Linked DNA regions of Homo sapiens: all the other regions are linked to region 4. The links are chromatin loops, found by intact Hi-C in ENCODE. Cell type or tissue: IMR-90. All regions are shown on one strand.

Region 1 (4,000 bases), 450 kb before region 4:
GAACAGTATCTGACATATAGTAAGCACTGTAAAAATGTGTGGTAAATAAATAAAACTCACATAAGATTTTTTTTCCCTTGCATTGGCTAGTATGGTACTTCTAGATGAATATTAATCTAGAAGCCCAATGGTGGGCTTTCTTTATTCCTCCCAGACTTCAACAGAAATGCTTGTGTGTGTCATTGTTTTAGTGTTTCAGTAATGTTTCCAGTAAAACATTAGAAAGTTATAGACTGATATGAAATGTATTTTTCCATTATGTTAAGGAAATAGTCATCTATTGCTATTTTGCTAAGCGTTAAAATCAGGAACGGTTTAAAAATTTCATCATGTCTATTTGGCATCTACTTAGATGGTCATATAACTTTTCTTTTTTGACCTACTTATATGGTTGCTTGTATGAGTAGAGTTCCTAATAGTGAACTCTCCTGGAATCACTGGAGTAAACAGTTGTGCCTATAGCCTATCCTTCATTTAGTGCATTTATGAGTTCTCATTGCTATTACTTTTAAAGTTTTTGCACCAATATTTATAAATGAGTCTTTTTTTTCCGTTTCTTTTTTGAAACGGAGTCTTGGTTTGTGGCCCAGGCTGGAGGTGCGAACTCTGTCCACTGCAACTTCCACCTCCCAAACGAGTTCAAACGATTCTCGTGCCTCAGCCTCCCCAGTAGCTGGTAGTACAGGTGCACAACACCACCCATAATTTTTGTATTTTTAGGAGAGACAAGGTTCTGCCATGTTGGCCAAGCTGGTCTCGAACTCCTAGCCTCAAGTCATCCACCCATCTTGGCCTCCCAAAGTGCTAGAATTACAGGTGTGAGCCACCGCCCCTGGCCCGCAAGTGAGATTTGACAGTAATTTTTAATGTGTTCGTTGTCAGGTTTTGGTGTCACTGTGTGATGCTGTAAGTATTTGACAGTTTCCTTCCTTTTTCTATATTTTAGAAAAGTTTAGGTTTAGTGATCTATTCTTTTAAAATTTAAAAGAATGTTAAATTAGAATAGGAAGTGAGAGATTTAGTCCTGCTGTCTTAATTTCACAGATGAAGAAACAGTGGCTTCTTTACAGCCACTTCATGTCAGCTACTTGGGGTAAGCAGTTGCGGTTGTGCTACGGAGGTGAGGAAATAACATTTATTGAGCATTTATGTAGGCATTTAAAAAAACAGTATATTTTTGATGTACTTGTTAGATTTGGGTTTTGCTTATTTGATATCTAAAGTTAAAGTAAAAAAATTTTATTGACTAAAAAAAACTACTTTTTAGAGTAGTTTTAACTACATAGCAAAATTGAGTGCGTAGCACAGAGAGTTCGCATAGACCCTCTTCCTCTACACATGCACAGCCTCCCCTACAATGGACACCCCCCGCCAGAATGGCACGTTTGTTGCAACCGATCACCTTCTACTCATGACATTATCACCCAAAGTGAATAGTTTACATTAGCGTTCACCCTTGGTGTTGTAAATCCTATGGGTTTTGACATATGTGTAATGACATGTATCCACCATCATCATATCATAGAGTAATTTCCCTGCCCCCTGAATCCCCTGTGCCCTACATATTCATCCCTTCCCTCCCCAGCTCCTGGTCATCACTGATCCTTTTACTGTCTCTATAGTTTTGCCTTTTCCTAAATGTCATACAGTTGGAATCGTATAGTGTGTAGCCTTTTCACATTGGCTTCTTTCGCTTAGTAATATTCACTTAAGTTTCCTCCGTGTCTTTTCAGAGCTTGATAGCTCATTTATTTTTAGTGCAGAATAATATTTCATTGTTTATAAAATGCTGTTGGTTTTGAATGGCTGAATGTCTTTCCCGAAGATAACTTAGTCACCTTTTAATCCCAGAATCTTGTCAGTCAGCTAACAGATATTTATTGAAGGCCAGCAAAGTGCTTTGCCATTCTCCTAAACCCTGAGGAGACAGCAGTGATCAACACAGACAAGAGCTGTGTCTGTCCTTCTGGAGCCTGGCATAATTTCCAGGACCGGCAGGCACCTGCTGAATGTTTGTGGTTGAAGTATGTTAGTTTGTGACCCACCATTGGGAGATTCTTTGTCTTTAGGGAATTTCCAAATGTGGTAATATGCATTTATTTACACTAGGTGGTGGTAGAGTCATGTACACTGAACAGTTGGCACCTTAATTAAGTCACTAATTGTTTGCTTATAAATATAGTTCACTTCATAATGATTAAAATTTAAATACGTTTATATTAATTCACTGGAATGTAATCATTAATTAAAATGTGAACTTGTAGTACATCTTTCAGAATAAATCCCAATAAGTAGACTTTCTCAAATTCTTCAGTTTGCTTCCTTTGTTTAATAATCACGCATTTACTGAGATTCAGTTACATGCTAGGCATTGTGCCAGCGTGGAGGATTCAGTGTCGAATATGATTCCTTTTTGTCCTTGAGATGTCACAGTTTAGTGAGGGAGACAGAAATGAGACTAGATCCATTAAGTGCAGTGGAATGCCTATGTCTTAAGTATACCATTCGATGAATTCCGACAAATGCATACACCTGTGTAACCCAAATCTTTATGAAATTATAGATCACTGCCATCTTGGGGTGGGCATTTTTCAGGGCCGTGTGCAGCTGAGTAAGCAAAAGAAGCAGGTTGAGAGAAGAACAACGGAGGTGATCAAATCAAGCATTTCCTGAGAGAGCAGCCTGATTTATTGAGTTATTTATCAGTTGAAACTCAGTCTTTGGGAGTCTGGGATGTCCCTATAGTTCTGTTGATGAGTTTTTTTTTTTTGAGATAGAGTTTCGCTTTTGTTGCCCAGGCTGGAGTGCAATGGTGCGATGTCGGCTCACCTCAACCTCCGCCTCCCGGAGGCGTTCAAGCCATTCTCCTGCCTCAGCCTCCTGAGTAGCTGGGATTACAGGCATGTGCCGCCACGCCCGGCTAATTTTGTATTTTTAGCAGAGATGGGGTTGCTCCATGTTGGTCAGGCTGGTCTCGAACTCCCGACCTCAGGTGATCTGCCCACCTCGGCCTCCCAAAGTGCTGGGATAATAGGTGTGAGCCACCATGCCCGGCCTGTTGATGAGATTTTACATGAACTAGTTTGGGTCATTTTCTGTCACAGTAGTCAAAACGGTATGCCGAAGCTGCAACACTCATCTTTTAGTTTCTAAAGTGAGGGACTTGGCTCTATACTCCCAATAACATTACTTAAAAACAAACAAAAAAAACCTTTCCACACCTAACGTCAGCAGGTTCATACTCACAGGATTAAAGGTTTCAAAGCTGAAGAACATAGCCCAGTCAGAGCACCTGACTTCATTGACACTTCTCTGTGTCAGGCACGGTGTCCTTTTGTGTTTATTTTCTCTTCTTAGGGCAGCCCTAAGCAGTGGGTGCTTATTGTTCCCTTCATGGAGAACATCAGTGAGGAAATGGGCGTTCAAAGAGATTCTAGAACTTGCATCAGGTAATCGCTGGAGAAGTCAGATTTCCAAACACAGGTCTCACGTTCAAAGAGATTATAGAACTTGCATAAGGTAATCGCTGGAGAAGTCAGATTTCCAAACCCAGGTCTTCCTGGCTCCAAAGCAGGTCCCTCCTGCCCCATATCACACTGTCTCAGAAGAAGGAATTCTAAGTTAAAGAGCAAAAACATCACAAAAATAACTAATTGATTTTATTCTGGTTGTGGAAATAAATGAGGTCTACCCAAATGAGTACAATCAAAGGCTACTTATTCAGAGCTTTCTTTATATAGTAAGGGAATCCACCACCATCTATTCAATTTGGTGGAGATTCAAGGAAGACAGAGGAATGGGAAAACTTTTGTTTATTTTATTTTTTTTCTGGAGATAGGCTCTTGCTCTGTTGACCACGTGGAGTGCAGGGGCGTGATCATGGCTCATTGCAGTCTCGACCTCCCAGGCTCAAGTGACTCTCCCATCTCAGTCCCCCCTGAGTAGCTGGAACTACAGGCATGTGCTACCATGTCCAGCTAATTTATTTTTATTTTTTGTA
Region 2 (4,000 bases), 920 kb after region 4:
ACTAAAAATACAAAAATTATATGGGCGTAGTGGCGCACACCTGTAATCCAAGCTACACGGGAGGCTGAAGCAGGAGAACCACTTGAACCCGGGAGATGGAGGTTGCAGTGAGCCGAGATCGCACCACTGTACTCCAGTATGGGCAACAGAGCGAGACTCCATCTCAATAAAAAAATAAAAAATAAAAAAATTGCCGGGTGCGATGGCTCACGCCTGTAATCCCAGAACTTTGGGAGGCCGAGGTGGGTGGATCACGAGGTCAGCAGATGGAGACCATCCTGGCTAACACGGTGAAACCCTGTCTCTACTAAAACTACAAAAAATTAGCCAGGCATGGTGGTGGGCGCCTGTAGTCCCAGCTACTCAGGAGGCTGAGGCAGGAGAATCACGTGAACCCAGGAGGCAGAGCTTGCAGTGAGCCGAGATCAGGCCACTGCATTCCAGCCTGCGTGACAGAGCGAGACTCCGTCTCAAAAAATATATATATATAGATAAATAAAAAAATAAAAAATAAATAAAATAATAAAATAAAATAAAAATAAAAAAATAAAGAACACTTCTTAGACCAGGAGACCAGGGAAGTCATCCATGAGGAAATAACACTCCAGCTGATTTAGAGAGTATGAGTAGAAGGTAATGAGACAGAGACAGCAGGGGAGAGACAGTCACCTAGAGGAAACTGAATACGCGAAGACTCTCTGCTGACACATTGGCGGCTAGGAGGCTGGAGTACAAGGAGCAGGGAGAAGGCTTCAAGATGAGGCTAGAAAGAGAGACAGGGGCCCGACGGCAGGGCCTTCTTGTCCATGACAGTGATAAGGTTGCTAGCCTGAGAACAATGGGAAATCAGTGACGGTCTCATAGATGCATGTTTTGGAAGAGCACACTGCTTGAGGGTGAGGCAGCTTCTTCAGTAGTCTAAGCAGATATGACAAGGGCTTAGATTGGAGTGGCGGCCATGGAGAGAGAAATGGATGGCTTCAAAAAATATTTAAGAAGTGAAATTGGTAGGACCTGGTCCTGCATTCATTATGAGTAAGGATGGAAAAAACAGAGGATTCAAGGATGACTCCCAAGATTCTGACTTATACCACTGGGATAAGGTGATGCTTTTCCCTGAGATAAGGAATCCTGAGTGAGGGACCAGCTGAGGGGACCAATCACGATCTCAAGGACCAACTACATCTTAAATCATCATAATACGTATTAAGTACCTATATGGTAAATAGAACTTTGTCACACCACCACTAAATTAGAAGACTATACCTGAGAAAGAGAATGTTTGGCACTTAGCACTAGTAAATGAGAACAAAACAGATCCCTGCCCGTGGGTTCGACTTGGATGGAGTGGCTGAACAAAACACCATTGACCTTAACTTTCATGTCGGGCTATCTATAAGGAGCTGTACATTTTCCACTCCCTCTCAAGACTCCTATTAAAAGGCTCAAAGATCCCAATTCAGCAGATGAGCTTTGGACAGATTTATTCTTCGAGCAAAAACAAACAAACGAAAAACTATAGGTTGCTGCTAAGTGGAACACACCATCATCCAAATGACTCCTATTTTTTAATGTTTATACTAGATTCACACCTAGCAAGGTAGAACCCTCAGACTCCACTCTCGGCAGAAAATTCAGCGCATTCAATGACAGAATTGTGTGTTTCAGAATTTCTGAGCCCATCCATTCATGAACAATTGTCTTCAGCTGCCTCTAAGTCCAAGGCGAGCATTTTGCAGGTGAATGTTCATATGGCTCTGACGCACTTGAGCAGCACTCTGCAACTCCCCACCTCAGGAGCCCCGGGCAAATACAATGGCAATCCTACGAGGTTATCTCCGGAGGAGGAATTTTAAAATTAAAATGTTGAGTTGCTATTCTGATTACTCCAGAAATTTGCTCCAGAAGCAAGAGCAATGGTTTTTTTCCTTTCCTCCCACCACCAACAAACCACTGTAGAGCAGGCAGTCTCAACCTTTAAAAGACCAAAACCCCTCTTTAGCTTACATGCACCCTGATCAAGCTACGAACCGTGGTTTGTTTTTCCAAAGGAAGTTCAACTCTATAATTCCGTCTCCATCGTGGAAGAACTCACAAATGACACATAATATACGCCTCATATCGCTTCCCCGGGTTCCCTCACAACTTTCACAAACCCTCAGGGATGTGAACATTATGGTGCCAACTCCGCAGATCTTTCTTGCCTAATAGATGTTTGTGGAACCAAAATTATACGAAAATAAGTTAAAACAAAACAGCCAACTAGTCAGAACAGCAGAGGGGTCATAAGTGTTCTTTGTTATTGTTGTTTTTACAGAGGGACAACGAATAAACAGGACTTGTGGTTAGAAAAGAAGAAGAAAAATGATTATGACCATCTTCAACTTGGGCAGAAATTGTAAAATCTTTCTATGACCCAACACTGTCCTCTAGAGGCCGTATCCAATTTGTTCTTGAGTACAAAAACATGTATAAGCAATGGCATTAAAAACAATAAAATTATACAATAATTCTAAGTACAGAATTCATGGAATGTTTAATATAGACACTATTTTATATTATAAAAGGATTTTATATTTGAATAACCTTTGGATTTTAGAATAGTTTTAGATATACAGAAAAGTTCCAAATATAATACAGAGTTCCCATATACCTCTCTCACTCAGTTTCCTCTATTTTTTTCCAGTCTTACTGAGGTATGATGGACAAATAAAAATTGCATATATTTAAGGTGTGCCACACGATGTTTTGATATACATATACCTTGTGGAATGATTACCACACAGGCTAATTAACTTATCCACCGACTCACTAGTTACCTTTTTTGTATGTGTGGTGAGAATACTTGAGAACTACTCTCTTAGTAAATTTCAAGTATAGAATAATTATTAACCATAGTTACCACACTGTACATCAGAAATTGTTTTTCTTATCACTAAAAGTTTGTACTCTTTGACCAACATTTTCCCATTTCCTCTACCCCCACCCCCGGTTAACTACCCATCTACTCTCTGTTTCCATGAGTTTGACTTTTGAAAATGTAACAGAGATCATGCAGTATTTGTCTTTCTGTGTGTCTGGCTTATTTCACTTAGCATAATGTCCTCCAAGTTCATCCATGTTGTTGCAAATAGCAGGACCTCCTTTTTTAAGGCTGAATAATATTCCATTACATACGTGTGTGTGTGTGTACATATACTATCCACTCATTTGTTTATAGACACGTTGTTTCCATATCTTAGCTACTGTGAATAATGCTGCAATAAACATGGCAATACAGATAGCTCTTAGAGATTCTGATTTTATTTCTTTTGGGACTTATACCCATAAGTGGGATTGTTGGATGATATGGTAATTCTATTTTTAGTTTCTTGAGAAACCCCCGTACTGTTTTCCGTAGTGGCTGTGCCAATTTACACTCCCACCAACAGGTTCCTTTTTCTCCACACCCTCACCAACACTTTTGTCTTTTTGATAGTAGCCATTACAATAGGGGTGAGGTGACATCCCATTGTGGTTTTGGTTTGCATTTCCTTGATGAACAATGATGTTCATATACCTGTTGGACATTTGTACATCACCTTTGAAAAAATGTCAGGTCCTTTTTTCCGTTTTTTTTAATTAGGTCGTTTTTGTTTTTGCAATTGAGTTGTCTGAGTTCCTTATATGTATTGGAATATTAATCCCTTGTCAAATGTATGGTTTGCAACATTTTCTCCCATTCCATAGGTTGCTCCTTGTTTCTTTTGCATGCAGAAACTTTTTAGTTTGATGTAGTGCCACTTGTTTATTTTTGCTTTTGTTGCCTGTGCTCTTAGTATCATATCCAAAAAATCATTGCCCAGACCAATGTCAAAGAGCATTTTCCCTATGTTTTCTTCTAGTTTTATGGCTCCAAGTCTCACATTTAAATCTTTAATCCAGCTTGAGTTGATTTCTGTGTATGGTGTGAGATACGGATCCAATTTCATTCTTCTCCATGTAAATAACAGTTTTCCCA
Region 3 (4,000 bases), 490 kb after region 4:
TAACAAAACCCAGGTGTGGGCCCATTATTGACCCATGATCTACTGTTTCCAGGCAGCTGTGATTGGTCTTCATCACCATTATAACATCCTATTTAAGGTGATCTATTACTAATCATTGCCTGTTTTGAGAATCTGAAAAATACGTTGTCTTAGTCATCAGGAAATATGAATAAAATTACATGACACCTGCTGGGTGCGGTGGCTCACGCCTGTAATCTCAGCATTTTGGGAGGCTGAGGCAGGTGGATCACAAGGTCAGGAGTTCAAGACCAGCCTGGCCAAGATGGTGAACCCTCGTCTCTACTAAAAATACAAAAATTAGCCGATTGTTGTGGCAGGCGTCTGTAATCCCAGCTACTTGGGAGACTGAGGCAGAGGATTGCTTGAACCCAGGAGGTGGAGGTTGCAGTGAGCCGAGATCGTGCCACTGCACTCCGGCCTGCGCGATAGAGTGAGACTCATTCTCAAAAAAAAAAAAAAAAAAAAATTACATGACACCATTCACTTTCATGGTCCTGTGCATACACAGAGAATCATGCCAATTCCTCTGCCCAAACGCCCTCCCTTCCCAGCCACCTCCTGCTCATTCTTCTAGACCCAACTCTAATATGACTCCTTCCCTCCGAAGCAGAATTATTCATCTCTTCCATATGTTCCGTGCTAGCAGAGCTACCTTGTGGCTTATCACCGGTATTATAGTTGGGATAATTTGTATGTTCACTCCTCTCTTTGATTCATTTCTGAATCTCCAAAACTTTACACAGCACCTATAATACATCAAGCGCTCAATAAATGTTTGTGTGGCAAATATCTGCTTCCTGCCCTCCATTTGGTCTACAGGTCTCTATTTTCATATTAAACTGTTGACTGGATTTTTCCTAAACTGCCAATACAGTTTCAAAAGCATAATGCAACAGAGATTAACATTTGTATTGATTTAGTCATTGTCGCCAAAAGCTAAATGCTGGAAACTATTTCTCCCATTTCCTTTTTTTTTTTTTTGAGACAGAGTCTCACTCTCTCACCCAGGCTAGAGTGCAGTGCTGTAATCTTGGCTCACTGCAACCTCCGCCTTCTGGGTTCAAGTGATTCTCCTGCCTCAGCCTCCCTGCCTCTAGCTGGGGCACGTGTCACCACGCCCGGCTAATGTTTTTGTATTTTAGTAGAGGTAGGGTTTTCGCCATGTTGACCAGGCTGGTCTCGAACTCCTGACCTCAAGTGATCTGCCCGCCTTGGCGGCTGGGATTAAAGGTGTGAGCCACCACACCCGGCCCCATCCCCATTTTTATATTCATGTTCAACTCTTTTCCTATCCCAGTGCCACAATGCAAATGTTTGCCTACACTTACTAATTAAATACCAAGAGAAAGCCCCCCACTGCGACCATGGTCAGGTGGGGGTGAAAGCAGCAGCCGTGGAGCTGTGGGGAGCAGCCAGGGCAATCAGCCCAGCGCCCCCTCCCCACCCCCAAACTCCGCCAATCACCAGCTTTTAGTCCCCAGTATCCAGGGACAGTCTGGTAACCGGAACTTTTGTGTTCAGCTGAAGAGAATGTGCAAATGACAGTTTTGGCCGTCAAGGAGCGTATTACTTAAGCAAGGAGCTTACAGATTTATGAGCTGACATCTCAGATTTGTGGCTTTGCAGTATTCCTCAACTTCCCTTTAGAGCAGCCAATAGGCACAGACAGGCCTTGCGGGCTCATTACTTCACCCCACATCTCCACCCCCACCAAGACACAGCAGGTGGTTCATTTGTGGAGACACCCAGGGTCAAAGGAAAGTGAAAAATGAGTCTGCACCAACTCCTGGGCTGGATCTGAAGAGGCGAATAATAGACCCACAGTGTATTCACTGTATAGCAAAGGCAGCTGCAGCGGGGCGTTCATATAGACGCATGTGATATCAATACATACAGCCCTACAGAGCTGCCTAGTAGCAAATCACGCTCGCGTACATGATTTCATGTCATCCTCTGCGCCATCTTGTGGCTCTACATGAGGACTGGCCATGGGAACGGACAATTCCTGTTACACGTTTTGTTGTTGCCGTTCTGCAAATAGCATTTTCTGAAGGAAAAACAGACTCTAACACCATGGAAGAGCTTGCTTCATCACGGACCAGAGTTCAAGCATTGCTATGGGAAATGTACCATTCTGCTGATAAAAAGGATAAATCCAGATATGGCCTGCAAGTCCGGGTTCAGAAAGAGAGAGCAATACGGTGCCATTCTCTTTAGTCCTGGATAGTCCCACCGTGAAAACAAACTCAGGGGAGAAGCAGAATAGAATCCAAATACTCCTCCAGGGAGAGGACTCATGAGATACAACAGAAACCCAAGTATGAGGCTATCGTCCAAACCCAGCTTTGTCAGATGCAACACCCTCTGCCCCTTCCCTGACCATGCTGCCTCCATGATGATTCTTTCTCTTTCCTCCTCTGCTTTTAGAAACCATTTTCCCTTCTCCACCCTCACAGGCAGGGATCTGAACTCCCTCATTCATACCCTGGGACAAGCCGAGTTACAGAGCGAGCCCTCCCATGCCACTGGCTTTCAGAATCTTACCTGTCATTCTGCAATGAAAAGTTTTGTTGCTCACAGTTTCAACCATCAGAGGTTCTAGCCCACATAAAGCCTGGCCTGCTTCTACAACAAATAATGGGCCCACACTGCAAGGATGGTATAAAAGAGAATATTGTTTTGTTTCACTAAAATGTGTGAATCTCAGTATCTGAGAAACCAACTAAAATATTGGTATAAAAAATGCTTTGTCCTCATACTAACTTAAAACTGAAGGCAACTGCACAGCACTCTACTCATCCAAGCCTTCCACACACATTATTTCATTTCATCTTCACTCAAGACCTGAGGCAGGGCAGGGACTCTTCATCCATTCCTTCTGTCATTTACGTATCCGTTCGGGAAACATTCATTGAGTGCTGCCCGGTCTTGACACCGAAGGCAGAGCTTTAAGACAGAGATGACAGTCGAGTGGGAAAGGCAGACAGTGATGGCTGCACGGTAAGCGTGGAGAGATGTAGGTGCCATAGGATGGCAGAGGAGAAGCCCTGACCCTCGGGCTCAGGGGATCAGGGGAGTCTCATAGAAGGAGAGAAGAAAGGAGCCAGCCAGGAGGAGGACCCGTCGTGCTGAGGGACCGGCACGAGTCAAGGTGAGGAGAGTGGTGGAGTAAGGAGTAACCCATCTAGGGCTGTAGCATGGAAGAGGGGGTGATCATTTTCTTAAGATCACTCAAATGGTTATGCACAGAGCTGGGACTCAAACACCCAGGTCTTGACTTCTACTCGAGCACGCTTTCCATTCTGTGACATTGCCTCCCTGTCTTCCCAGGTCCCCTGTCATTAAGGATCTGGGTCCTCTGTTGGAAAGTGTCTGAGAGACAGACCTACCGCTGACAGGAGAACATGAGGACAGTATTGACATCAAGGCTATGGCCAGACGCTAAGCTAAGCACCATGCATTATCTCATTTAATTCTCGAAAAACCTAATGAGGTAAGCTTCGCGTGCATTTTACTGATGGAGAGAATAGAAGTCAAGCAATGACCAGCAGTAGCTCAAATGGAGGTAACAGCTCTGGGTTCTACTACATTCAGATGTTACCTAATCGCCACTCTTCCACTGACTCCTAGAGGAAGATACGAGAAAAAATGTCTAGGAGAGAAGCCAAGTCCTTCCTCTGGTCAGGAAAACTTGCAGAGGCATTTTTCACAGGTCATTCTCCAAATTTATTTTAATTTTCTTTTTTAAAAACCTTCATTATATAAATGTCTATTTTTTATTTTATTATTATTATTATTATTTTTGAGATGGAGTCTCACTTACTCTGTCGCCCAGGCTGGAATGCAGTGGAGGATCTTGGCTCACTGCAACTTCTTCCTTCTGGGTTCAAGCGATTCTCCTGCCTCAGCCTCCTGAGTAGCTGGGACTACAGACGCCCGCCACCATGCCTGGCTAACATTTTTGTATTTTTAGTAGAGA
Region 4 (4,000 bases):
ATCTGGCTAATTAAGCAATGGCAGTAAGATAGGCAGAGCCCACATTTTTGAGGTTTTTCTTTGTAACCAACATTCTTCATGTAATGTTTCCCCCTTAAAATGTTAAAATTAGGCCAGTCCCAGTGGCTCATGCATATAATACCAGCACTTTGGGAGGCCAAGATGGGCAGATGGCCTGAGCGCAGGAGTTTGAGACCAGCATGGGCAACATGGAGAAACTCCATCTCTAGAAAAAAATACAAAAAAATTAGCCAGGCATGGTGGTGCACGCCTGTAGTCCCAGCTACTCGGGAGGCCGAGGTGGGAGGATCAGCTGAGTCCAAGGAGGTTGAGGCTGCAGCGAGTCATGATTGCACCACTGCTCTCCAACCTGGGTGACAGAGTGAGACGCTGTCTCAAAAAAAAAATTATTATCCCTTATTCTTTTATTTCTTATAGTGTCTGTAGCATATAGGCCTCCCCAGGGAACAGTGCTGTCCATTTTCTGGGTTGCCCTGCCTCAACACAACTCTCCAGACCACCCTCTGTCTGGCCTCAACCCTACGTAACCCTTTGTGTGCACATACATTCCCTGGGCTCCCAAGGATAGAGCCTCTTGCATGAGGAAGCTGGATGAAAGCCTGGAAAGGTTATTTTGTTTAAATTCTTACCTTGAAGTTCCTTTGGTGAGGGAGCCAGCCTGGAAATCATTCCAGAACAGTCGTGTTTCATAGTTACAGTGTAATCGGGAGGCTGTCATTCATGGCCATTAAATTGCTTCCTTTGAAGTATAAGAAAAACCAGGACAACTTTTATGGCCCTTTAACCCACAGGATTGTAGTACACATGAATGAAAGTCAAGTGTGTTGTGGACTCTTGCAGGTACTGTGGCTGGCAGAATTCCATCTTCACCCTGGTGCTCATTCATTGGTTGACTTTCAAGTGAAAACTGGGGTGAGCGGTATCAGAATCTTGGAAGGCTTTTCTTCTCTCTCTTTTTTGCATTTTTATAAAACAAATCAGAAATGAGGAGTCTTATTTTGTAGCTTGACTAAAAATGAGAATTATTATTTCTCTGGTAGATCTCTTTGGGGCTGGGCAGCACCTTCTAGATGTTAGCACTGTGCTGGCCATTTTGCGTACCGATTTCCATTTAATCCTCACAGCAATCCTATGAAGTCGGTAGGCTCATTCCCATTTTACAGATAGGAGACAGGCTTGAGAAGGCCCCTTAGTAAGTGGCGGTGCCCGAATTCCAATCGAGGTCTGAGCCAAAGCATGTGGTTTTGCTCCCATGCCCTGTGGCTTCCCAGAACTCATACCTGAGCTTATATAACAGAGGAACATTGGTGGAGCCCCAAGTCGTGGGTCCCAGTATCTCTAGGATAATCACTTGTGTAATAAATCACTTAGATTTACACGACTGTATTATATTTTGTTCTTAAGAGAATCACATGGGAAAACTGTGGAGAAAGAAAGGCAACAAAGTAAATATTAGTGTTTAATGACTAGATGTGTGAGATATTTATATTACATATTATAATAAATTTAATGCTTCATGACATTGATCTGTATGTAATTTAAAGAGATGCTCAAAATTCAGATCATTGGAATAATAAGCAAGGTAGTTTTACATTGCTGAAAAAGGTACATCTAAAGGCAATGTATTTCTTATTGAAAATTTTGTTGATAGCTGAGCCGTTCAAAATGGGGTGGGAAGAGATAAAAAGGAATGGGGAGGGAATCTTTCAGTATGTGGATTGTAAAGTTACTCTACAATTGTTCTGAGAGGAGATAATCCATAGGACGTAACAATGTGTGAACTTCAGCTGTCCATATTCCTCAATAATATATCCTGTCACCTGTATTTATTGCCTGGAATTGTTGCAAGACGGAATTAGTCCTAAAAGAGTTTGATTAGGTCATGATAAGTCCCACCGCTCCACCAGATGGCGCTGTGGTAGCATAGCTACACCTGATGCCCCTGCCAGAGGTTTGAGAAGCAGATGACAACCTTCTGTGGGGATCCTCCAAAGCCTAATGACCTGTGAATTGGAGCCCCACAGAACAATAGAGTTTTTCCCCTTTCTGGTTCTGGGTTCGGTTCTTCTGTGTGCCTACACATCTTCACTTGGCATTTCTTCGCCCCTTTACCGTCTTTCCCTCCGCCTCTTCCATCATATCTCTTCCCTGCTCACCAATCCTCCTACCTACAACCTTTCTCTTCTCTGCCTTATCCTTCAGACTTCTTTTCTCTTTGGTGAGTGTAGAACGCACTTACATCGTGCGGTGGTAAACTGAGATGTTTCCGTGTGAGCCATGCAGTGAGGCCGAAGAATGGGTTGGGAACTACTGTAAGAGGAGGTGGCCGGGCGCGGAGGCTCAGGCCTGTGATCCCAGCACTTTGGGAGAGGGAGGTGGAAGGATCACTGGAGCCCAGGAGGTCGAGGCTGCGGTGAGCGATGATTGCACCACTGCACTCTAGGCTGGGTGACAGAGCAGGACCCCGTCTCTAAAGAAATAATAATGGGCCGGGCGTGGTGGCGGGCGCCTGTCATCCCAGCACTTTGGGAGGCTGAGGCGGTCGGATCACGAGGTCAGGAGATCGAGACCATCCTGGCTAACATGGTGAAACCCCGTCTCTACTAAAAATACAAAAAATTAGCCGGGCGTGGTGGCGGGCGCCTGTAATCCCAGCACTTTGGGAGGCCGAGGCGGTCGGATCACGAGGTCAGGAGATCGAGACCATCCTGGCTAACATGGTGAAACCCCGTCTCTACTAAAAATACAAAAAATTAGCCGGGCGTGGTGGCGGGCGCCTGTAATCCCAGCACTTTGGGAGGCCGAGGCGGGTGGATCACGAGGTCAGGAGATCGAGACCATCCTGGCTAACACGGTGAAACCCCGTCTCTACTAAAAATACAAAAAATTAGCCGGGCGTGGTGGCGGGAGCCTGCAGTCCCAGCTACTCGGGAGGCTGAGGCAGGAGAATGGCGTGAACCCGGGAGGCGGAGCTTGCAGTGAGCCGAGATCGCGCCACAGCACTCCAGCCTGGGTGACGGAGCGAGACTCCATTTAAAAAAATAATAAAATAAAAAGGAGGTGGTCATCTTGCCCGTCAGACCGGAGTCTCCTCACAACTGGCATGCGCTTCTCAGTGGACTTATGACTTGTTCCTGCAGTGAATTTGGCAATGTCTCAAAAATGATGGGTTTGGTTCTAGTAAACAGAATCGTAAGGAAGATAGGGACTCTGCAATTACAGTGGTGGATGTGGAAAGTATACAAAGTATCTGTGATCTCTTGGGGATCGCCCAGAACCAGAGCTGGAAACCAGAGCTGGAAGACTGGCGGCCGGAGAATCTGTCAAAATCTCTTGTTCTGAACAAAGGAAAGAGATCCAGAGGATCCCAGGTCTCTTTCTGGCCAGTTTAATGCTCTTCTCTGAGTAGCTGCCAGCTCCCAAAAGGCAGAGCATTGATATTCAAAGAAAGGAACCATCTGTGAATGTTATTTACTGTAGGGTCTGCAATTCTGAAAATTATCAGCCAGGGCAATGACCCCTGTTTGACTATCATTTGTAGTTCAAAAAGAGGATCATGGAAAACATTTAAACTATTTTCTGTCTTCCCCATAAAATGTTAGTCATTTATGTATAGGATTATTATTGTTTCCGTCTTCAAACCACAGCTCGCAGAGCCAGCGACCACATGATGAGAAACAGCCATGCTTCTTAGATTTTGGCAAGGGTGGCTAATGTAAAAACGGCCCATCTCCAAAACATGATGGATGCCACATACCCCATGGTTTCCAGGATGAAGCCAGACACTGTCTCTTCCATAGTACCTGGAGCAAGGAGAAACTTTCAAAAACATCTGCACCCTATAAGGTTGAAGATGGGTTGGCAAGAGGAGGACGTGCTTGTGGGAATCATACTTGTAGGTAGGCAGACGTGTTTGGACTTGCCTGGCATATTTTTCTCCTTGGAGCAATTCATCTTCTCTTGACATAAAACTTTCTCA
Region 5 (4,000 bases), 490 kb before region 4:
AACCTTTGGGAAAGGAATAAAAAAAAAGTCATGATACCAGTGAAATAAGTGGTAGAGATAACAACTATGGAGGAATAACTAATTGGGAAATGTGCATACATTGTTTAGTAGACCATTATGACTGCAGCGAAGTGCTGTTTGTATAGATGATAGATTATAAGTTGGGATAGCGTCTGTGATACAGAAGGCCTTGCTGAGGTTAAGAGATTTTGAACTTTATTTTCTAGGTACAACTCTTGAGGAGCCCATAGAGATTTTTGGGCTGCAGTATGAGGTGCACATGGAAGATTTGTGTAGGAGTCCTGATTTGGGTGAATTTTGTGATGAGGGAGAGAAGTGGAAAGACTGGAGATGAGGATTCCAGTTAGGAGAAAATGTGCGTTATTCTAGATGTGAAGTGATGAAGGCCTGAGCTAGGGGACTGGTAGAGGGCCTGGAACCAAACATGTTGAGGAGTTCACCCACGTTGTTGACCGATTAAAGGGCAAGGAAGCAGTGAAGGGTGAGTGCTGGGTTTTGAGCTAGAACTATTGGAATAGTGGTGACAGTACTGCTCTGTGGTGAAGGGTGAGTGCTGGGTTTTGAGCTGGAACTATTGGAATAGTGGTGACAGTACTGCTCTGTGGTGAAGGGTGAGTGCTGGGTTTTGAGCTGGAACTATTGGAATAGTGGTGACAGTAGTGCTCTGTGGTGAAGGGTGAGTGCTGGGTTTTGAACTATTGGAATAGTGGTGATACTACTGCTCTGTGAAGTCATTGGTGTGAGTGTGATCTCCCAGTAGTAAGTTAGGCAGCAAAAGATAGCATTGCTGAGGATCAAGCTTAAGAGAAAAAGCTTCTCAGGATTGGGAGACCATAGAAGACCTCCATAAATGGGTTAATAGTGCCCCTTTTTGGCCTAGTTTTTACTGCCTGGGTAAGTAGGGTAAGTAAGTTAATCTGAGTCTCAGTTTTGCCTTTTTGAAATGAAGGTATTGAGTGATTTCTGACATCCTTTTTAAGTTTTCTGCAGTTTTAGAAACCATTTATGTATTTGCTACAGCTGCCTCCTCCTACTCCTCTTTCTTTTTATTTATTTATTTTTTCAGAGAGACAAGGTCTCACTATGTTGTCCAGGCTGGCCTCAAACTCCTGGCCTCAAGTGATCCTCCTACCTCAGCCCCCCTCTCCTCCCCCCCAGTAGCTAGGACTACAGACCAATGTGCCTGGCCACCTCCTCCTTTTTTTGTAACAGCTTTATTGAGATATAACTCATATACCATACCATTTGCCTATTTAAAGTGATATAAAGTAACATTAACTTTACCCTTTTATTTATTTAAGTGTACCCTTCGGTGGCATTAAGTACATACTAATATCACCATAATCAACTTTAGAAAATTCTTATCACCCACAAAAGAAACAATGTACCTTAAGGCTGTCTTCCACTGTAATTAAACAGAGGAAAACATAAGGATTAAACCCTTGAATTGAGGCTTTACCATGTACCTGCCTTGTGAATTTACAGGGCCAGTTAGAAATCCCTTCCAGTTCAAACCGGCTCCTTGCAGTGCTGACCCACGAGGTGGCAGTGTGGGAACACTAGGAAGGAAAAGGGCTGGAGGAATCCACCTCTATATTTAGAAACAGGCTGTACACAGTTAACATCTATTTGTAGTGGTACATGTAGTTGTTATCCAGGCATCCTCAGAGGATCATAGATTGAAAGTCTCCTAGCTGAAGATTTTGCTAATGCAGAGTAGTGGCCTTACTTGTTGGTCATGTTTCCTAGTCATCTAAACCTGTGTTAACCTTCTTGCCTGGTTTCTATCGTTTGTTAAATAGTGACTCTTTCATCATTTAAATGACTCTTGCTGTGTCTGGGAATCGTCTGTCTAGTCTTTCAGCCATTTTTTGTTTCTCGCTTACCTTTTTGCCCCAGTACTTTCTTGGGTCCCTTTCTACCCTATCCATCGTTTGTCCTTTTTCCTCCTAGTCAGGAGCCATCGGCGTTCTCTGAGATACCGGTTCTTAGCTTTAGCTGCACACTGGAATCACCTGGGGAGCTTGGAAAAATCCTGATGCCTAGGCTACACTCAGTACTGATCGAATCAGAGCCTTTGGAGGTGGGACGCAGGCATCATTATTTTTTAATCTCTAATTACCTACTAAATATTTTTCTGTCATCATCTTTTATTCAGTCTGAAAAACATGGACTAATTTAACTAGATTAAATAAAAATATAGATTTTAAATATTATAGATTAGATTTATAATATTTCAGTTGGATGCTATCCACTCAAGCGATGTATGAGTCTCAACTTTTTCTCTTGAATTGCCTACTAACAGTTTTTTTTATTCTTACTTGGAAATGTCACTTATATTGCTTTCTTTCTTCTATTCCTACTGCCACCATCCTAGAACAGGCTCTAGCTTTAGTTCCTGCCGTCCAGCCAGGGAGCACATCGGTAGTTGAACAGAGTTGCGTTCAGACATGATTACAGAGTGGTCTTGTTTTCGTTTTGATCCATCACGGTCACAGAGTGGCCTTGTCTGAGGTCCATGTTCTGTGAAATTGTGTATGTTCAACAGAAGGACACCAGTGCCTCCCTGTGAGGGCCTGGCCAGCTTGGAGCAACACCTGCCTACCTGATAGTATCGGTCAGTTCCTGCAGCTCCTCTCTAGAGGACCGATGGTATCAGCCAGGGGCAGCTCCTCTCTAGAGCTGTGTCTTAGTTGATTATATCTGTTTGCAGATCCTCCCTACTGCAATCTGTTCTATGAAGTGTTGCCATATTAGTAGTCTTCCTTAAATATGCCTTTAATGACTGATTCTTATTTCTCTCTCTTTTTTTTTTTTTTTTATTTGAGACGAAGTTTCGCTCTTGTTGCCGAGGCTGGAGTGCAATGGTGCGATCTCGGCTCACTGCCACCTCCACCTCCTGGGTTCAAGCGATTCTCCTGCTTCAGCCTCCCCGCTAGCTGGAATTACCGGTGTCCGCTACCATGCTTAGCTAATTTTTTTGTATTTTTAGTACAGACGGAGTTTTGCCATGTTGGCCAGGCTGGTCTTGAACTCCTGACCTTAGGTAATATGCCTGCCTCGGCCTCCCAGAGTGCTGGGATTACAGGCGTGATCCACCGCGCCCGGCTGACAGATTCTTATTTCATCAAGCATAACTAGTGGTCCTTTCTAATCTGGCCCAACTCTGGCCAGCTTTATTTCCCAGTGTATCCTGTGTTTTAGTCTGACTGGTCTCAGTGCCTTGTGAACCGGTCATACTTACTCTCACTTTGGTGCTTTCCCTTGTCTTATCCTCTTTATGAGTTATGTGAGTTGGGGCAAACTACTTAACAGCTCTGAACTTTGTTTTCTTAATCTTGAACCCTGCCTCTTCAGATTATCCTCAGAATTAAAAGAGATAAAACATGTGGAAGTATTTTGTGTATAACAGGTACTCATACTTAATACGTGTTCTTTCCTTGCTCTACTTAGTTCTCATTGATTGATCTTTTTAAAAGACCATTTATTTATTTAATTTGAGACAGGGTCTCACTCTGTTGCCCAGGCTGGGGTGCAGTGGCATGATCATGGCTCACTGCAGCCTTGACTTCCCAGACTCAAACGATCCTCCCACCTCAGCCTCCAGAATAGCTGGGAACACAGGTGCCTGCCACTATACCTGGCTAATTTTTTAATTGTTTGTAGAAACAGAGTCTCACTGTGTTGCCCAGACTGATCTCCTGGGCTCAAGCAGTCCTCTCCCCTTGGCCTCCCAAAGTGCTGGGAGTATAGGTGTGAGCCATTGAGTCCAGCCCTCAGCGATTGGTCGGTGGAATTTAGGTATTATTATATAATTTAGGTCTTAATTTGGTTATTAGGTTTTATTAGTTATTTGCCCTGTGGTCTTAGCCTTCTTGAGGACGGAGACCTTGTCTTATTTTTCTGTGAATCCCAAGACCCTAGTTCATTGCTAAGTACACAAGGATGTTCAATAAATGTCTCAGTGACTGAAATTTGC
Region 6 (4,000 bases), 210 kb after region 4:
GTGTCCATGCAAATGGTTCAGTTAGCCAAAGAATCACAGAGTACACTCATCCCCCATTGTGGCTTATCTGTGGCAGAAATTCCTGCTTCAGAAATGAGGCTCTCCCTCTGACCAAAAGAGGCTTTCTCTAATTATGTGCTTGTGACTCTGTCTTTTCTAAAAGCATCCACATTTTTTAGGTGCTGACTGTGTGCCTGGTTTGGAGCCAAGTATAGAAAGTACAATTGCCCTCAAGGTGCAGATGCTGCCCTCGAAAAGCTTTGCCGACCCTGACTCTGGGGGTTCTCCCCTCACTTGGACCTAGTGCCCCAGTGGGTAGATAAGAGTGGGCTCTGCCCGTGTTGCCCCATTCATCACTGGGGTTGATTCCACTAATCTAGCAAGTAGGGTCATTCATTCATTCATTCCTCACTGCAGCTCTCCTTCTATAGTTGGGACACTCTTGACTTTCCATCAGTTCGTTGAATTCTCAGTGTTGCTGTTTTGTGCCCCTGGGGGTTTTCCACCTACTGTTTTTTCATCAGCCTAATTTTTACTCATCTACCAGCCCCCAATGAAAGTGTCTCTTCTAAGTTTTTCCTGACTCTCTAGAGCAGCTCTGACTACTGTAGGTCCCTTTTGAAGCCTGCCCAGTACTCACCAGACTTGTTAATACTTTCCAGTATCTGGCCCTTCCACAGTGATGTAAGATCCATGAGGACAGGAACCGTGGTCTCCCTTATTTCCCAGCTTATCCCTGTAGTGTCTGGCCCATAATGGGTGCTCAGTAAATGTGGAATCTGTAATGTGAATGCATGAATGAATGAATGAACAAATAAATGAACAAACTGGTCAATGAATTCTAGTTTCACTTTTCCAAAGGTGGATGCAACACCAGAGATGGAATTTTTCTTTAATCAATAGTATGTAAGGAGCTATAATTGCCAGCTAGAAAGTACAAAGCCTGAGCAGGGAAATCCATTAACCCATAGACCATCTTTGTCCCAACAATGTTTTGGGAGCAGTGAAAGAAGTCAGCTATTCGTGTTGAGGAGAATTGGAAAATGGTGGAAATAGGTAAAATATAGAGCTTATAAAATTCTCTGTGGACTTCATTTGGCACCAATATTTAGTTTCAAGGAAATTTCCAGAATACAGACCACACAATTGTACTTAAATATAAATAAAAACAATACTTTCAGGCCAACATCAAGAATTTGGGGGTCATCCCCTGTTTATATTACCCCAATCATTCATTGAATTCTATAATCAAATATTGACTGTGGCTTTCTTCTTAGTCTGTATTTTATTTTTTTATTGGAATATTTCCTTGCTTACAGCTTGCCGTATTGCAGACTATTAAAAATCCTGAGTCTGTGCAGAAATATACTGGGTTCTAGTGCCATTCCTGTCCCTGCTAGCTTGGTTAGAAAGGGCCCTGTTCCTCTGTGCAACAACTTTCCATTTATACGTGAGGAGCTACGGAGACCTTTGCCTCATTAGGGAGCTGCCTATGAAAGTCTCTCTGAAAGGACTTACATCATAATAGGAATTCAGGTCCCCGAAATGGCACATTATCATGGTCTGAACCTAGTGCCACGTACACCTTGTCATACCTACATTTCATTAAGGGGAGTCATCCGCAAGCATCCGGGACTCCAAAAGCTCCTGGTGCCGTGTTCCAAGAGGAGTTCTTGACTTCACCTTCAAAGGATACTCCGTGATAGAGAAACTTTCGGAATGCTTTCCTGAGAGCCACCTTCTCGGTCCCCTAGTCCAAACCTCCTCCTGGAAGGAAGAAAGAATTGGCCCAGTTTCTGAAGCCTGTGTAGTAATAATTAGCAGTGGCACACTGGCACCACTTGGCACATAATTAGAGTCATAAGTAACTGAGTAAGTGGACCGTCCCCTAACTCACTTTGGGGTCTTATTCTGGACTCTGGCATGGTCTGTGATTGTTTTCCACCAGAGACTGGAACGAAGAATGTGGGAGTGGGGATGGTGGGCATGGGAGGGAGTTATAATGAAAGGAGCATGGAACTAGGAAGCAGACCTCAGGAATCCAGCCACTAGGCTAGCCAACACTTATTAAGCACCTTTTGTGTACCCAACTTGATAGAGCTGAGGGGCTTAGAGCTTGCTGCATGGCCTGAGTGGGCCTAGGGCAACTTTTCTAGGCTATTTCATCATCTTTAAGGTGACAGGGTTGAAGCAGGTGATCTCTGCTTCCTTCTGGCTCTAAACAGTCTGTGATTCATTTCAATAATTGGAAGTAAAGCATCCCCCACTCCTTTAACCTAGTAGGCATGAGCCAGGAATAACATCTGGCCTCCCGAGTCATGTGAACGCTTAGTAGAAGTAGAGGAATGCAGACCACAAAGCTTGTAGTCTATTCCAGCAGCTCAGAAAGTAGAAGCAATGCTTCATAGGTGCCCTGGACACCATTCTCCTCGCCCTGTTCCCTGTGCTAATCTGGTCACCATTCTTCTTGCCCTGTTCCCTGTGCTAATCTGGACTCCATTCTCCTTGCCCTGTTCCCTGTGTTAATCTGGTCACCATTCTCCTTGCCCTGTTCCCTGTGCTAGTCTGGTCACCATTCCCCTTGCCCTGTTCCCTGTGTTAATCTGGACTCCATTCTCCTTGCCCTGTTCCCTGTGCTAATCTAGACTCCATTCTCCTTGCGCTGTTCCCTGTGTTAATCTGCTCACCATTCTCCTTGCCCTGTTCCCTGTGCTAATCTGGTCAGGTCCCATCCATGCATCTTGCATTTGCTTCCCAGGACTAAGTGATTTAAAGGACACTTCAGCAGCAAGGTTGAGCATGTGACCAGTACAATGCCCAGTTCGAAAGTCGACTCCCTATACCGTGCTTGAACCTCTACCACACACATGAAGCTCAACTCTCCGTGGTTTGCTTTTGAGGAATCTGGGAGTCGCTTGTGCCCAAAAATCCTTTTCCTTCCCACGGATGAAAATGCAGCACGTAGTTGTGTTGTTTCAAATTTTACCTATTAAAAATTGTTTTGAGTTGATAAGAATTTCTCCCTCAAAATCTAAACTCATCTATGAAATTATTAATCATTAACACCTGTAATTTCATCTAATAAGGTTGCCTTTTTTTTTTTTTAACACCCTGATGGGATCAGACTTTTCTAAAGGAGGCTTGGAAGTTTTGACTGGGTAAAGAGGGAACTTCTGGAGAAAGCTGCTCTGGAGAAGGCAGCATTTGTGAGGCCACACTAAGAAGGCCGTTGGTGAGTCCTTCAGCCCAAGTGAAAGAGAAAACTTGTCAGAACTAAGAGGGATGGAAAGGGAGTAAAGACAAACGATGCTTACTTCACAGTGTGGATGTGAACTGGTCCAGCGCTAGGTCTGATGATTGGTTATGGAAGAGACTGCCCCCGCGGGAACTTACGAGCCTGAAGTAATGGGAGCTACATGTAAAGAGCTGCCTCATAGACCTTCAGAGAGAGGGAGACAGAGAGGCTTCTTTTCCCCAGCAGCATAAATGAGCCCATTTTAGCAAAAATAGCTGTAATTTGCACAAGCGTTAAGAATCTGCTTCCAACTGTAAAAAAATACTGAAATATCCAGGGCATAGCAAGGCTGTGGTTCGGCCCTGTGACATGATGTGTGATCTTGAAAAGTAATGAAAGTGGAAGAAGGCGTTGTAAAGATACCGCTCTAATGAACACAATTCTGTTTGCCAGCATTTTTTCCTGCTAGCAAATTATATTACTCCATCAACTTGGTAGAACATCAATAACATCTTCAGAGGATAGCTGTGAGAGCTGAGTTACTCTATGACAGGATTTTTGAAGACAATGTAATTTCATATTTCTCAATTTTCTTTGATTTTGTGCTGAGAAAATGGAAGACCATAATAAATATTTTCCACAAATGGTGTCTTAAATGGAATCACAGCTGGTAGCAACAGTATTCTACCGTTTATTTAGATGCTGGATTCCAGATTTTCTATGTGAAACAACCATGCTGGCAGATTCATTGGTTTCACATTTTTC
Region 7 (4,000 bases), 130 kb after region 4:
TCTACCTCATATCTAAACCTTTATCTCCACCCCTTTCCCCCGATGAACCGTTTAATTCAGCTTTATGTTTTTGGGTCTGTGGGCTCATTCTGAAGTAGCCCTTCAGCTTAGTGGGGAAAAGAGCCTCTAAGGAAAAGCAGCCTCTGAACAGCAAGTAACTGCAGACCTAGTAGGGCAGCAGAGGGCCGGGGAGCTGCCCCGTCTCCGCAGCGCCGCCCTGCCATGCATGAGTGAACCAGAAGCACCCAACAGCGTGGCCTCCCCAAGGACCTCTTTCTCTTCTCTGCTACTGGCCTTCCTGCTTGTCTCTCCTTGTCTAATGCTTCCATAGCCTCCAAGCCTGAACTCATGCATCCTCTTCTCCGGGACATTTTCCCTAAATCCCGGCCAGGCAGAGGGCTCTGCCTCTGTGCTCCCATAGCCTCCAAGCCTGCACTCATGCATCCTCTTCTCCAGGACATTTTCCCTAAATCCTGGCCAGGCAGAGGGCTCTGCCTCTATGCTCCCATAGCCCCAGGGCTTACCTCTCTGTTATCACGTGCGGTATTTAGAAATGATACATTTGTTTGGCCGTTTCAACCACTGGAATGTAAGCTGAGGCCACATCTCAGCTGTGTCTTCTCAGATCCAGTACCTGGCCCTGGAGTGCACTGGGGAGATGTTGTCATATATTGAGCTAAAGAGCACCTGAAGGGCATGAGATTTATTCCCCGTAGTGCCACAGACTTGGTCACTTTTGTGTCTATTGTAAATAAACTATTTGTGCAAAAGCAGAGAACATGGGAGACAGAACTGTAGATTGAGCAGACAAGAAAAAAGAAAAGCAAAACCATCAATACTTGCAGCAAGTCTTAACCATGTCGGCACGAAGAGTGACAGCATGATCGCAGAGATTCGGAGCAATGGCTGAGGCGGCAAAGGCCACGCTGATGGTCCTTGGCCCAGACTGTGCATTGGAATCACCTGGGGAGCTTAGAAAAGATACCGGTATCTGCCTGCCCCCAAGAGATGCTGATATCATTTGCCTCGATGGAACCCGGTCTGTATTCTTAACAGCTCCTGAGGTGATTCTAAGTATATACCCACCTTACCTTACTAGGCCCTTACAGCAAAGAGGAGAGACAAAGCTGGAGGAACAACAGGTCTGCAGTTTGAGGGAAAGTCGGAGCCCTCAGTATCCCTTAAAGCATATTCCTGGGATGTGTGTGTATGTGGGCATGTCTGTGGGTATCTGTGTGTTTGCACACTCTTGGTAGCATAGGGGAGGAAGTAAGCTCTCTGCAGCCCTCTGGAGTGAATTAAAGCCTCTGATACATATTTTAAAAAGCACATCCAGAGCTATCCAGCTTCCACTGGTGATGAAGACCTGGGACTTTCTCATATTAAGTCCTCTGAATGAAGGTCTGGGTACCCCTTGTTCTTGCACAGAGCAAGAGGGATTTGTAAGTTTGTTTACCTCCGGAAAAGAAATCCTTGCGTATTTTAGTTGGTAAGCATTTACAAACCTTAAAATCTTACTTTCAGAGTAGTCTCAAAAGTTAAATGGAAAGTAAAACAGAAATGGTAAAGGCAAACAGCTAGGGCTGTGTAATTTTGGCCCACAATGAGTATGACCCAAAATGAAAACAAAAACTAATCAAAAGGTAATCATTTCCTAAATCTTCTGTGACTGGCATCGTAGCATTCCCTTGGGCAAGAGGAAGAATATTAGGGGTATGAGAAGCATTATATCATCTTGTATACTCAAAAAGCCATTTTGAACATCCAAATTTGAGGAACTTCATCAGATATCAATATAAAGATGATACCTATACTGCTGGGGACAGATTTGAGGTTTGATGTTGCCCACATGCCAGGTTCTAATGGAAGATGTGCACGACTCAGGCGGCTCAGTGAGCAGTTCTCTGGTAGTAGGAGTATTCTGAGTATATAGTTGAATATCTATTTCCAGCTCTCCCCACAATTTCCAGCATGTTCTGAGTGAAATCACTTGCCCCTCCCTGTACCTCCTTTCCTTCCTGTGCAGTAGGGACCTGTCTGATCGTCATCTGCTAATGTTTATGAAGCTCCGTCAGACCTTTGTCTGGAAGACTCTGTTAACAGTAATGCATGCTTGGTTTATGAGACGGTTACAAGAGAATGGAGGTGGAGGCAGGGTGCCAAACATGGCCAGTACTTTTATCTTTGACATTACAAAGAGGTCCTCTGGCTGAGAGCCAGCCTGGAGTTTACTGGAATCAAAAATGCAGACATGTGCTTTCTGTTGGCGTGCCAGGAAGCGGCTCGCCGTGCCGTCAGCCAGCACTTCACTTCCATGGCTGCAGAGCTGCTTGCAGGAGCGTCTAAGTCCTGGTGATTTTGTGTAGTCTGTCTCATGGATACGAGGTGAGGCACAAAAGAGCTGTACCATGGAATCTGGTCACCCCTCTCTCCTCCCAAACTTTACAAAGTAGTGTTCTCCTCACCAGACCTTTAGGCCAAGTGACTGCCCTCTGGGGTGACCCACCCTCCAGCTTCAAGGGACAGATCTCTGTATGGATTGATTCACAGACTACAGACTTTTCTTTTTTTGTTTTAGAATAATTGGAGGAACACTGGCTTTTTTTCCAGTGAGATACAAAATACAATTCTAGAATTTTTTTTTAAAGGCTGAGAGATTAAAGTAATTTCTTTCCCTCGAACAGCGACATGTTTCTTTTGAACTTTTGGCTTGTGTGACACATGGTCTAAGGATTTCAGTGCTGCCTTATGAAGTGTTTGTAGAACGGGATAATTTCTGCAGCCCAACTCTGAAGACTTAGGGGACGCTATGGAACCCTCCATTAACTGATGTTAAGAGAGAGGTTCTAATGTCAAAATAAATCATTTCTTTAGATGACCCGTAAGATTGCCTCCTAAAAAGCTATGTCTAGACTTGTGTCTCAGGGACTTGTTATGTGAAGCTGTCATTGTGGACCCCAGCTAAACTATTCCTTTAATTCAGAACCACAGATTAGATAATCTGATGTGCTCGCTTTAGCAGATAAGCAAATACCATGTTTACCCAAGCTTGGAATATTGCCTGTTATAATCATTATACATACAAATGTTAGAGGGAATGTGTGAATTAAATAACCATTGTCAAATTCTTGGTTTGGCAGAAGGTAGTACCATGTTGAGTGTTGTCTTCAGTCCTGTAGACTCTCTGTGCTATGGCTGGGGTTGTTTATACTTGAGAAAACTCAGTTTAAAATAGAATGAAGGAGGGACAAATCAGAACAAAGGCATTTACAATTTGTTGCACAATCACAAACCCCAGCAACCTTCCTATCAGAATTTCAGGTCTGTTTTCATGGACAACATATACTTTACACATAGGCGACTAATGGAGTGGAAGGATTAGTTTCCATGTCAGTGGTAACCCTAATGTAGTTCTCACCTGGGCAAGCGGAGCCAGGAGGCACTGTTAGACTCTAGGCCTCACAGCTGGCCAGTGGCAGAGCTGGTACCAGGGCCCGGCCTCCTTAGTTCCACTTCCGTAGTGCTGCCTGTCACACAGTCTTACATGCCAACAGCACAGAACCCAAATCAAGCTATCATTCATCCCATGTCTGAATGTCTCTGGAGTGGCCACATCTAGGTTATCCTATAACCTTCGCCTTCGGGACACTGCCCTTTAAACCTCACTTGAATCTGTTCTGCGGCAGCTTAAAGCATTTTTATCTCTGTTGGCAGAGGAGAATGAGAGCATCTGTCCTCAAAGAAGAAAATACAAAAGATGGAGATGTGGCCGATTAAAGGAGATGAGGGCTGCAGCTTTGGTCTTCATTAAGACAAAACTCACCCTGAACTTTGGAGGTGTACTTTATCTTAATGGCTATTGTCAGGAGAACAATTTTCCTGTAAAATCTTTGCATTTTTCCCAGAATCTCAAACCTCCCACCTGGTAGCGTTTACACAACAGTATTGGCAGGACTTGGGTAGGAGTTGTGAGTATGGGCTTACAGCAGCCTAAGCCATC

What was found. Peaks named below come from ENCODE experiments on the same cell type or tissue, not always from the same donor. Only the 100,000 strongest peaks of a DNase experiment are listed, where the experiment ranks them.
Region 1: a loop joins it to region 4, with 7 times the contacts of the local background. A loop is called at or near these places in 63 of 110 quality-filtered maps.
Region 2: it touches region 4 in a loop (9-fold over the local background); 18 of 110 quality-filtered maps call a loop at or near these places.
Region 3: a loop joins it to region 4, with 14 times the contacts of the local background. A loop is called at or near these places in 11 of 110 quality-filtered maps.
Region 5: a loop joins it to region 4, with 6 times the contacts of the local background. A loop is called at or near these places in 47 of 110 quality-filtered maps.
Region 6: a loop joins it to region 4, with 4 times the contacts of the local background. A loop is called at or near these places in 2 of 110 quality-filtered maps.
Region 7: a loop joins it to region 4, with 2.8 times the contacts of the local background. A loop is called at or near these places in 32 of 110 quality-filtered maps.

What each region holds. Positions count from the first base shown.
Region 1 is chr1:246,449,062-246,453,061 of GRCh38, reverse strand. All of the region lies in intron 1 of SMYD3 (SET and MYND domain containing 3), which reads left to right. Among named protein-coding and RNA genes, the nearest start is that of SMYD3, 56 kb to the left of the region's middle. RefSeq lists an enhancer at 3,132-3,692. In IMR-90, a CTCF peak has its summit at 2,108 (motif pointing right); no DNase peak of the experiment used is centred here.
Region 2 is chr1:245,077,652-245,081,651 of GRCh38, reverse strand. All of the region lies in intron 4 of DRC8 (dynein regulatory complex subunit 8), which reads right to left. Among named protein-coding and RNA genes, the nearest start is that of KIF26B, 75 kb to the left of the region's middle. In IMR-90, a CTCF peak has its summit at 2,428 (motif pointing left); a DNase peak (open chromatin) is centred at 2,411.
Region 3 is chr1:245,514,357-245,518,356 of GRCh38, reverse strand. All of the region lies in intron 4 of KIF26B (kinesin family member 26B), which reads right to left. Among named protein-coding and RNA genes, the nearest start is that of KIF26B-AS1, 280 kb to the right of the region's middle. In IMR-90, a CTCF peak has its summit at 1,997 (motif pointing left); a DNase peak (open chromatin) is centred at 1,976.
Region 4 is chr1:246,001,260-246,005,259 of GRCh38, reverse strand. The region is part of intron 5 of SMYD3 (SET and MYND domain containing 3); the gene reads left to right. Among named protein-coding and RNA genes, the nearest start is that of SMYD3-AS1, 110 kb to the left of the region's middle. In IMR-90, a CTCF peak has its summit at 1,926 (motif pointing right); DNase peaks (open chromatin) are centred at 1,939 and 3,629; H3K27ac peaks cover 1,907 bases.
Region 5 is chr1:246,490,387-246,494,386 of GRCh38, reverse strand. The region is part of intron 1 of SMYD3 (SET and MYND domain containing 3); the gene reads left to right. Among named protein-coding and RNA genes, the nearest start is that of SMYD3, 15 kb to the left of the region's middle. In IMR-90, a CTCF peak has its summit at 1,561 (motif pointing right); a DNase peak (open chromatin) is centred at 1,576.
Region 6 is chr1:245,786,733-245,790,732 of GRCh38, reverse strand. All of the region lies in intron 10 of SMYD3 (SET and MYND domain containing 3), which reads left to right. Among named protein-coding and RNA genes, the nearest start is that of SMYD3-AS1, 320 kb to the left of the region's middle. In IMR-90, no CTCF peak of the experiment used is centred here; a DNase peak (open chromatin) is centred at 2,312; H3K27ac peaks cover 1,218 bases.
Region 7 is chr1:245,873,351-245,877,350 of GRCh38, reverse strand. All of the region lies in intron 8 of SMYD3 (SET and MYND domain containing 3), which reads left to right. Among named protein-coding and RNA genes, the nearest start is that of SMYD3-AS1, 230 kb to the left of the region's middle. In IMR-90, no CTCF peak of the experiment used is centred here; DNase peaks (open chromatin) are centred at 580, 2,200 and 3,270; H3K27ac peaks cover 1,954 bases.